2 separate regions of the Homo sapiens genome follow, and region 2 is linked to region 1. A link is a contact called in ENCODE Hi-C data. All regions are on one chromosome and are shown on one strand. The core of a region is the stretch at or near the end of the contact, and the rest is flanking DNA. Distances in the headings are between cores, read along the strand shown.

Evidence for each region. Hi-C counts contacts between places; a loop is a spot of excess contacts on that map. Pooled maps may share reads with other maps.
Region 2: a pooled map shows a loop between it and region 1 (13-fold over the local background). The contact joins the promoter of TRIM24 here to the promoter of BPGM in region 1. A Hi-C loop is called at or near these places in 6 of 50 pooled maps.

The regions. Positions count from the first base shown.
Region 1 is chr7:134,644,027-134,649,443 of GRCh38, forward strand. BPGM (bisphosphoglycerate mutase) reads left to right here and starts at 2,827. Exons shown (of 3, transcript NM_001724.5): 1 at 2,827-2,911. The region is part of intron 1 of LOC124901750 (a long non-coding RNA gene); the gene reads right to left. RefSeq lists enhancers at 2,804-2,953, 3,054-3,163.
Region 2 is chr7:138,456,730-138,462,146 of GRCh38, forward strand. TRIM24 (tripartite motif containing 24) reads left to right here and starts at 3,530. Exons shown (of 19, transcript NM_015905.3): 1 at 3,530-4,183. The coding sequence starts at 3,820. RefSeq lists enhancers at 1,985-2,495, 2,899-3,681 and silencers at 3,192-3,581, 3,642-3,891, 3,922-4,401.

The DNA of each region.
Region 1 (5,417 bases), core at 1,577-4,076:
GTACTTAGGAGGTCAATGATGGGGGCCACGCATAGGTCTATTATACTAGGTTACGAGTGGTAAATTTTAATCTGACCCTGAAGTAAGTAGGGTACAGTTGGAGACTAAACACTGGCAGCAAATAACCAACTCATGGTGTGTCCTGATACTGTGAAGAAAAGGAGACACTCCTGTACATGGCATATAGAACTAGCTAACTCTGGAGTTTGCTGGAAGGAGGGAGCCAATGGTTCTGCTAGGCTAGCAAAAGGGAGAATAGCCTAGGTCCGTGGATGATGTTTTGATGCACGGTGGACCAATTCAGCCATACGTGGAAAAGGCTAGAGGCTCTGTGCACATAACTGTGAAATTATTTTGACCAGGTATGTATGCTATCAATAAAATAGTGGTTTATTCAGGTCACAAGGAAGACAATTTTCAACTAAAACTCAAAGTATCACATGGGTTAATACTGACTTTTTGATATACACCTGTAACAGAAAGGAAGACAAAGAGACAACATAGCTATAATAATTTATTGCTTTTCATTTCTTGTTTGGATAAAAGTGAGACTACATCAAAAGCTGTTTGATGACACTGAATTATTTTCATAGTATCTATATCACTTGCTGTATCAGAACTGAAGTCCTCATGACTGGTCTTCAATGGAAGTGAATCCTAAAATTAATCTTAATTTAAAAAATACATTGCTTTTGGGGTGAGGAGGAGAAGGCAGCAGGAAGAGGAAGCATCTTCCCAGAATTATATGAATTAGCAACCTTGGGTCCTAGCCCAGGATTTGTCCCCAACCAAGTAATTCTGAGCACATCACTTAAGCTTCAGTTTCTTTATCTGTACAACAAGGAGCTAGAGTTTAATTTCCAAAGCCCTGTCAAGTACTAAGTTTGTACAAGTCTAATATTCTTTGGAGTTCATCTTTGCCTTAAATGGATTTATGATCATCTTTGTGAACCACGACCTCGTTATTTAAAAATTCATAAGAGAGACAGCTCATCGAATAGACCAGGACACAGGGTTCAGGATATGATACTGTAACATAATTAAGTATGGAGAACAATCTTGCCATAGGGCAAAAGTAACTCCTGAAATTCTGTTAGCCTCTGTGCACATTTGTCTTACAAACATGCTTGCTCCTGATGAAAATCTGCTTTTTAATTCCTTCTAGACAGAATCACTGATATAAGCTTCCATCTTATATCAAAATGACTCATTCATAAGCCACATACTCTTGCGAATGATTCTAAAAGGCAAGTGATGTTTGATATTAAGGTTTTATGTGACAAGCTAGCATTCCATGGGTGTCCATAACAACAGTAAACTTAAATCCAATGAGTAGGCGCCCTTAAGTCCAGACTAAGTAGCCCTAAATGCCAAATGCCACAAGACTGTCACTTGGTAATGACTGTCATTAGCCTCCGGAGTATGGATGGTGGGCACTCTGAATAGGAGCTTTATTACACTGTAGAAGAAAAGCTTTCTCCTTACTTTGTCCTCAACTGATATTGAGAAAAAAGCAAGAGGGCAAATGTATAAGATTTGGAAGCTGCCCCTTCCAGCTGTTCTGGCCTGAACTCTAGTTAATCTTGTGCAAGTTAAATTCTAACTATCACTAGGTGAGACCTATCACCTGCTGGGACCTGTCAAGCCTCGGATTAGTGCCGTCCCGGAAGTAAAGTTCTGTTGATATCCCAGGAGGAACTGTCATGCTCTAACATGGATAAATGAGATACAGAACTGGCTACGATTAGGTCTTAATGAGTTCAATAAAGAGTGTGTCACAGAATTTCAAATGTGGAAAGATTATCTTTTCAACTGTATGTATAATTTATTCTGAGGACTTGCTTGCGTGTCACAAACCTAATGCATTTGTTAGGAGGATGAAACAGGAAAAACTCACAGGAGGACACGAAACACTACTTAGGATAGCTTCTAAGAAGGGAATCTCCCATAACATTCCTTATCTTTCCCGCCCACCCAAGAGTTCTGACACATATGCTTCAAAACCTCGTGTGGTAGTTCAAGCCTGCTTAGAAGCTTTTAAGGCCTCGTGCCAGGTTTCCGGTGTTTTCATAGATTTCTCTTGTTCAGTTATTGTCGCCTCCAAATTTGTCATTCTCTCATTCCACTCTAGCCTCCCTTCCTCTGTGCAATAAGCTTTTAGGGCATTCCATTAATCACTTTTCTTCCCCACCTAAAATACTGTCAGCAAACTGCCTAGGGGAATCCCTATAAAAGCGGTAAGAGAAAGTAAGGTTGCGTTACTGCCTATAAATTGGGCACTTTAAAGGCATTTGTTTTAATCACGACTTAAGACTTTCAACCACGAGTAATTTGTGCGAAAGGAGCTTCTTCTGGGAGGATACCTCGGCTTCGTCTTCAGGTTTCAATCCCTAAATTTCCCATAAGTAAAAGAAACATCACCTCCTCTCTTCCAAGAGTCCGCTGACACCTGTCTTCACCCGCAGGTGTTTCTTTTAAGACGTTAAACGCTTTCTAGAACCTCAAACAGCTAAGATGCTCCCCGCACCCGAGGTTTTGCACCAGCGACGCTCTAGGGTGTGTTTTTCTACTTCCCTAGGCCCAAGCCTGCCCGCTGGCGTCGAAGCCAACTCCTTACTGGTTCAGGTATGTGCTCGTCTCTAGAGTAAACCAATCAGAGCCCCACTTCTTACTCCTGGGATTTGGTAAACGGAAGAGACCTCTCCTGTTCCGGGAGTAGGCCGGGACCGTGGATGAGTGACAGTTCGACTTTCCAATAGGCAGAGCCCTAGGACCTGCCCACGTCTGGTTCAGGGGCTAGAAAAGAGCGTCGATGCCGGCGGCAGTGATGAGTCCTAGGAGGCGCTGGCTCTTTGGCGGCTCGGAGGAGCGGCTGCTGCTGCTGCTGCTGCTGCTGGTGGCCCCTTTGCAGGTGAGTGGCTTTGTTTTAGAAAATGTTGCGAACGTTTACATTTTTTAGTGATGTGATGTTTTATTTTTGGGTGCGGGGAAGGCCAGTTTCTTTACTTCCCCCGGTTTAGTCGTTGGTGGGAGTCTGGTGCCCACTCCAGCCCTCAAGCTGGGACCCTCACTTATCGCCCCGGTCCCTTTCCCTTGTCCCTATCTCAGAATGAGCCTCGCAGGCAGTCACCGTTCTGTCAACTGAGAGGAGGAGCCCGCTTTGGTAGTGCTGTCCTTATGGCAAGAATATATAGAAGTTGGAGGGAAGATAAACTCTCTTCTGGATGTCTGAGGTACTGTGTAGCAGAGCCCTTCCAATAGTAAGATCCCCTGGAAGGAAGCAGGGCGATGCCGCTGTATTTAGGGTTCTGGCAGACCTGGCCCTATCTATCATTTTGTGTAGTAGACAGAAAAACTCGAATGCGGTGAAAAGAGAAGGAGGTGAATATATGCAGTGTTTTCATGTAGGAATCTGGAGCCAAATCACAAGTTCTTAGAACCACTAGAAATAAAAACGTAAGTGTATTTTCCTCTTTTCTAAGGGACGAGCTGGTATTACACTAGAGAAGGTCAATGAAATGCATAATTGCAGTTAAGTTCACAGTTAAGCTTTAAAGAATAGTTGGTTGTTAGCTAACTTATAACTCTCATCCCCCTACTGCCTCCCTTGCAAATTACGGAAGATCTTTAGCTTGTGAGTGGTACTAGAATGTTAGCTGACTAAATGCAGACTCTTTCCAAGAAGGGGAAAAATCAAAAGCTAAGTTTCACCTGTAGGTACTAAAGGTTTTTTAATAGTGAAAGCAGAACTCATGTCAATTTGTCTTTTATTTTTTATTTTTTTTGAAACGGAGTCTCGCTCTGTCGCCCAGGCTGGAGCGACTGCAGTGGCTCGATCTCGGTTCACTGCAACCTCCGCCTACCGGGTTCAAGTGATTCTCCTGCCTCAGCCTCCCAAGTAGCTGGGATTACAAGCATAGGCCACCACGCCTGGCTGATTTTTGTATTTTTAGTAGAGACGGGGTTTCACCATGTTGGCCAGGGTGGTCTTGAACTCCTGACCTCAGGTGATCTGCCTGCCTCGGCCTCCCAAAGTGCTGGGATTACAGGCGTGAGCCACCGTGCCTGGCCTTGTCTTTTTTCTTTCTTTCTTTCTTTTGTTTTGGTTTTTTTTTTGTTTTGTTTTCAGACGGAGTTTCGCTTCTGTTGCCCAGGCTGGAGTGCAATGGCGCGATATTGGCTCACCGCAACCTCCGCCTCCTGGATTCAATCGATTCTCCTGCCTCAGCCTCCCGAGTAGCTGGGATTACAGGCATGCGCCCCCACGCCCAGCTAATTTTGTGTTTTTAGTAGAGACAGGATTTCACCATGTTGGCCAGGCTGGTCTCGAATTCCTGACCTCAGGTGATCTGCCTGCCTCGGCCTCCCAAAGTGCTGGGATTACAGGTGTGAGCTACCGCGCCCGGCCTTCTTTTTTTTTGAACTGCCTCCCGTGAGTCCAGGGAATAGCTCTTTCTTAGCCATCTTTGTATTCCAGTAGCACCTCATACACCGCAGATGCTCCCCAGTTGGTGGTGGACTTCAGAGAAGCATAATTCAAACAGTGTCATAGTGGAAGGAGCTCTGAGTTAGAAATCAAGAACATTGGCTTTAGTCCTGAAACTGTTACTATTTGTGTGATCTTAAACAAATCATTTCAACTGTGACTCTTAATTTTTGCATTTTTTTTTTGAGACAGGGTCTCGCTCTGTTGCCCAGGCTGGAGGGCAGTGGCGCAATCTCTGCTCACTGCAACCTCCACCTCTGCCTCCTGGGCTCAAGCGATCCTACCATCTCGATTTTTGCATCTTTAGAAAGCAGATGTTGCATTAAATTATATCTGAGATATAAACTCTGTATTTAAAGTCTGTTTTAAAGTAAAAATTATTAGTATACAAGCAGAATCTCATTGCAGTAAATTCTGTACCATCTATTAGCAAGTAAAAGTTCCCAGCTTCAAGGATATATTCTTGTTTTTTAATTTTTAATTTTTGTGGGTACCTAGTAGGTGTATATATTTATGGGTTACATGAGATATTTTGACATAGGCATGCAATGCATAATCACATCAGAGTACATAGGGTAGCTGTCACCAAAAGCATTTATCCTTTATGTTTCAAACAATCCAATTGTACTCTTTTAGTTATTTGAAAATTTACAATTAAATTGTTTTTTTTTTTACTATAGTCACCCTGTTGTGCTAGCAAATACTAGGTCTTATTGATCTTCCTATTTTTGTCCCCATTACAAGGATATACTCTTTTGTGTTCCTATTTAAACCAAACCAGATTATTGTAGAAAATTTGGAGCATACCGAAGTATAATGTGGCAGAAAAATGTCACTTAGAAGCAACTACTGTTAGTGTTTGGGTAGAGCTTTTAGTCTTTCTTCCTCTTTTGCCTGCTGTGGTTGGTTGAGATTAAGAGGCACATTTTAA
Region 2 (5,417 bases), core at 2,280-4,779, 3.8 Mb after region 1:
CTGTATGTCTAAACACGCCTCACAATCAGAGTTCTACTGAAAAATGATTTTCTTTTTTCTTTCTTTTTTTTTTTTGAGATGGAGTTTCACTCTTGTTGCCCAGGCTGGAGTGCAATGGCGCGATCTCAGGTCACCGCAACCTCTACCTCCTGGGTTCAAGTGATTATCTTGCCTCAGCCTCCTGAGTAGCTGGGATTACAGGCATGTGCCACCAAGCCCAGATAATTTTGTATTTTTGGTAGAGATGGGGTTTCTCCATGTTGGTCAGGCTGGTCTCGAACTCCTGACCTCAGGTGATCTGCCCACCTTGGCATTCCAAAGTGCTGGGATTACAGGCGTGAGCCACCGCACCCAGTCCCGAAAAATGATTTTCTTTTCCTTTTTTTTTTTTTGAGACGGAGTCTTGCCTGTCACCCAGGCTGGAGTGCAGCGGTGCGATCTCGGCTCACTGCAAGCTCCATCTCCCGGGTTCACGCCATTCTCCTGCCTCAGCCTCCTGAGTAGCTGGGACTGCAGGCGCCCACCACCATGCCCGGCTAATTTTTTGTATTTTTATTAGAGACGGGGTTTCACTGTGTTAGCCAGGATGGTCTCGATCTCCTGACCTCGTGATCCGCCCGCCTCGGCCTCCCAAAGTGCTGGGATCACAGGCCTAAGCAAGCCACTGTGCCTGGCCGAAAAATGATTTTCTTAAGTGTCCCTGGAAGTTATAGAATTTCCACCCACTAGCACCTTTTGAGGGGTGGGATGAGAAATCTTACTAGCATCTAATGCTTTTTTTTTTTTTTGAGACGGAGTTTAGCTCTTGTTGCCCAGGCTGGAGTGCAATGGCACGATCTTGGCTCACTGCAACCTCTGCCTCCCAGGTTCAAGCAGTTCTCCTGCCTCAGTCTCCCGAGTAGCTGGGATTACAGGCATGCAACACCATGCCGGGCTAATTTAATGTTTTTAGTAGAGACAGGGTTTCTCCATGTTGGTCAAGCTGGTCTTGAACTCCTGACCTCAGCTGATCCGCCTGCCTTGGCCTCCCAAAGTGCTGGGATTACAGGCATGAGCCACTGCGCCCGGCCAGCATCTGATGCTTTTATTCTCCTTGCTGATGCCCTTCTCTTCCAGTTCAGACAGCTTTGATCTCCTCTCTCATAGGTGGTGGTAGTGGTGCAGTTAAGAAACAAGAAACAGCGCATCATCCAATTAGGCGGAAGCACAGGATGGATATGGGAAAGCAGTAACATCAGACAAGAAGATCAGATGGGAATAAAATTGTGGAGAGCTTTGGATGCAGTGGAGAGCCACAGAAAATTATGGGATAAGGGAGGGACATAGGATGAGAGCTGTAATTAAGGAAGAGTAATCTATTGGTAGTGTGGATCTTTGTGAAATATATTTGAACACGCTTTGTAGGGCAACAATATCCAAATAAAGAAATCATATGATTAAGAAAAACAAACAGTAAATTCATTTTCTGGACTTGAAGTTCCATATATGTGAACAAAGTACAATGTACGATTGTTTTACTCATGTGAAATTAGGAAGGCTAAAACGATGGAAGATCATTTTCTGTAAAACCATGGTGATTTGAAAAACTTTAAGCTAGTGGGTTTGATCAAATTACATGGAATTCTTTCAAAACCAGCCTATTCAATTTTACTTCTCAGTTTTCCTTCCCTACCACCATCATCTGGGGAATAAGAGGGACTTGTCTTTAGTAGGCTTGAATCCTGTATACCACCTATGTAATGAATTTTTAGCATATTAAGGGAGTTGATTTTTGAATACAAAATTCCATTCCTATTATGTGAATGTTTTCAAGGTGTAGCTTCAAAAATATACAATATGGTTTGAATTCTGGGGAAGGAGTGTTCAACTTTGGGGTGGCTTTAGGGGATAACAGATAAGTCAGAATTTTGAAGGAACTAAAACAAAGGGAACAGCGTGTACAAAGCAGGGTGGCCTTACAATTGCTGCAGCATGAAGCATGAGAGTCGCGGCGACTTCAGCTTGAGAGGCATATACGGACGAAATCGTGGAGAGATTTGTGAGTGGGTGAAGACCTGTGGGACAGACTTCCGTTTCTGGACCCACCCAGGTCAGAATCACTTGAGATGCTATCAAAATTGAATAACTGAATACGGAGGTGGCCCAAGCACCTGTTTTTCACTAAGCTTCTCAAGTTATTCTTATGCAAACTAAGGTTTAAGAGCTACTTCCATGCAAAAAAACAAACAAACAAAAAATCCCAAGCTTAAACAGGAACCAATGGGTGGGGGAGGCGGGAAGAGCTGTTGAATGTCTTGTGATTAAGTAAAAGAACCTCTCACTTGAGGCCTACGGAGGTTGTGTTTAAGGGCAAGGTCTTGAAGGAAGGCTACGTTGCCTAGCCCTCCCCCATTGCCATCCCATATAGTCCTCCAGGAAAACTGTGATTTTAGCAAAGCCTTTCATGACCCACTCCATCTTTCTCTAAAGTCCAGTACCGCTTCATTAGTATTGACAAAAAAAAAAAAAAAAGGTAAATACTTCTTAAAGTTACGTGTTACAAAATCTTGTTTCCTTCATTCCGTTTCTATTCTTCAAGTTCCTTAAAAGCTGCGCCATTTTTTGAGTGAAAAATGTGCGTAACTTCTGATATCAGCGTAGAGAGGTGAGGGAGGGAGGGAGGGAATAAAATAAGAGGGAGGGAGGAAATACAAAAGAATCCTGAAGTTATGAATTATTTGGGTAACAGTATTGAGGTTTATTTTTGCTTAATGATGCTATATTTATGCAATAAAAACATTTGTCAATCTGTATTAATTCCTGGGAAAACGAACCACTTTTAGTCACTTAAAAAGCAAATCACTGACTTTAAAAATTAATTTCACCTTTTTCATTGGGGAAACCCTTTAAAAATTTCCAACTTGCACGAGAACTTCCCCCCCTTATTCTTCATACTCATTCATTCTAGAGATGAGTAAAATTAGGTTGCAATATCCCTGCTGCCTCCAGAGTACCTCTTTCACACAGTATTTTAAAAAATTATTTCCTTGTTTGCTCTTCAGTACCTCCACTCCTTCCTCCTGTGACCCTCCGACCATATTTACTCCTCCTACAAGACCAGGTCTCCAGTAATGAAATCAGTTTTCCAAGCAGTTACTTAATTAACGGCATTGAGTAGACAAGTGAGGTCCCGCCCCCTAGGAGGAGCTAACACCGCGGACCGAATCAGGCGGATGGTCGTTAACAAATGAACCCTTAATCTTTTCAGAGGAGGAAACATACACAAAGGCCCAATCAGAAGCCGCGATTTCAGGCGTCCGGAGGGGGCGGGGCTGGGCAAGCACCTCCCACTTCCCAACCTCCCGCCGCGGCCGACGGAGCCTCGCGGGCTCCAACAGGTCCCGCCCCCTCGCCAGGCGCGGCCGCTATTGGGCGGCGCGCTCCACACCGAAGCCTCAGTTGCTGGGAGAGGGAGGGCGGGGGCGGGGGCGGGGCCTGAGGTGGGCCAGGGGGATGAAGAGAAAGGCGGGGAGGCAAGGGCGGGCTGGGCGTATTCCACGAGCGCCTCGGCGGTTGGCGAAGCGGACGGGGTGCAGCCTCCCCGGTGCGAGGAACGGTCTCCGCTGACAGATACCCTCCTTCCGGCCGCGCCACTCGGGAGGCGGATCCCGTGGGCCTGAGGAGGCTTCCCCCGCCCGGTTTGCTTTCCCTCCCTCGCTGGCGCTGCCGCGAGTCCACCGAGCGGCCTCTGAGGAGCAGCCGCAGGAGGAGGAGGAGGTCGTCGGGGGCGGCGGGCGGAGACCGCGCTCTCGCTTCCCCGGCGGCGGCAAGGGCAGGACAATGGAGGTGGCGGTGGAGAAGGCGGTGGCGGCGGCGGCAGCGGCCTCGGCTGCGGCCTCCGGGGGGCCCTCGGCGGCGCCGAGCGGGGAGAACGAGGCCGAGAGTCGGCAGGGCCCGGACTCGGAGCGCGGCGGCGAGGCGGCCCGGCTCAACCTGTTGGACACTTGCGCCGTGTGCCACCAGAACATCCAGAGCCGGGCGCCCAAGCTGCTGCCCTGCCTGCACTCTTTCTGCCAGCGCTGCCTGCCCGCGCCCCAGCGCTACCTCATGCTGCCCGCGCCCATGCTGGGCTCGGCCGAGACCCCGCCACCCGTCCCTGCCCCCGGCTCGCCGGTCAGCGGCTCGTCGCCGTTCGCCACCCAAGGTGAGAACCGGCCGCGGCCGCTGGGGAGCCCGGGGAGAGGGCCAGGAGGGGGCGGGCGCCCTTGTGCGGCGCGACCCGCTGTCATGTCGCCGCCGCCCGGGGTGCGCGGCGGGGGAGGGGCGAGCAGGAGGGTCTGTGCTGGCGACGGTGACATGGAGGGCCCGCGCTCTGCGGCGTGTCGCGCTCGGCCAGCAACTTCCCCGGGCGCTGTGGACTTGACCGCGCCGCCGCCGCCGCCGCTGCTCCGCATTCTCAACAGCCGGGCGGCCCCTGCCACTCGCACTTTTGCAGACCTCTGTCGGAGTCTCCTGCAGCCGGAATCTCGGGTTCTTTGCCGGCTGCAGCCAGTTAACTGCTACCCGCCCGCTGCCTCCACAAAGCTTTGTCCAGGTCCATATGATCCTGATCATCTCGTCTATACTCACGTTATTTGAGCTGCAGGGGAGAAGGGAGGGATGAAGATGAAGTGATGGTGACTTTCTTTGATGATTGATTGCAGATCGGATGTCATTTATTTCTTATCTTGCATGTTTGGGGCTCTTTACCTTAATGAGTTCCCAGTTCTCTTCCCTCTCCTCTGCTGGGGACAAAGGAACCAAGAGACGTTGTTTTGTTGTGTGTCTCTTTCAAAGGTTTTATTTTGAGACGGCGAAGAGAAATAATACAAAGTGATTTGGGTTTTCTGGTATTTTATAGATAAAGCTGGAAGTTACTGTTCTCTTTGTGGTGTTTATTACTGTAAAATTAGACTTTTGACAGGTGTTCCATTGCTAACTTTGACAGGTTTGAAACATTTAAAGTAAGTTTGAGTACAGTTTCGGGTAGAACACTTGGCGGTTTTTAAATTTTATTATTGCAAATATTTGAGCACCTCCTTTTTAAAAATACAGTGTAACTGGAAAAGCATTTTTAATACTTTTTAGAGGAAATAGTTGATTTAGTTTGAAATAAAATGCTAATTAAGTAATTATGCTAGGTCAAGGGGCGTATGAAATGGATACTTCAAATAGATTGTGGGCTGAGACTCATTTATTTGACTGCATGTTAGGAGCAGTATCCACTTGTAGGAGACAGTTTTCCGTGGGTCTCCGTTTCTTCACTCTTGCCAGCACCCTTGCCAGCGAGATACTGACTGCCCTTTGTTTCTATTTTTTCACGGATATTATCTAAAGAGCAGCCTTGGAAGATAGAGATAGTGTCTTCCACCAGAGCAAAAGGCGGGGATACATATTAT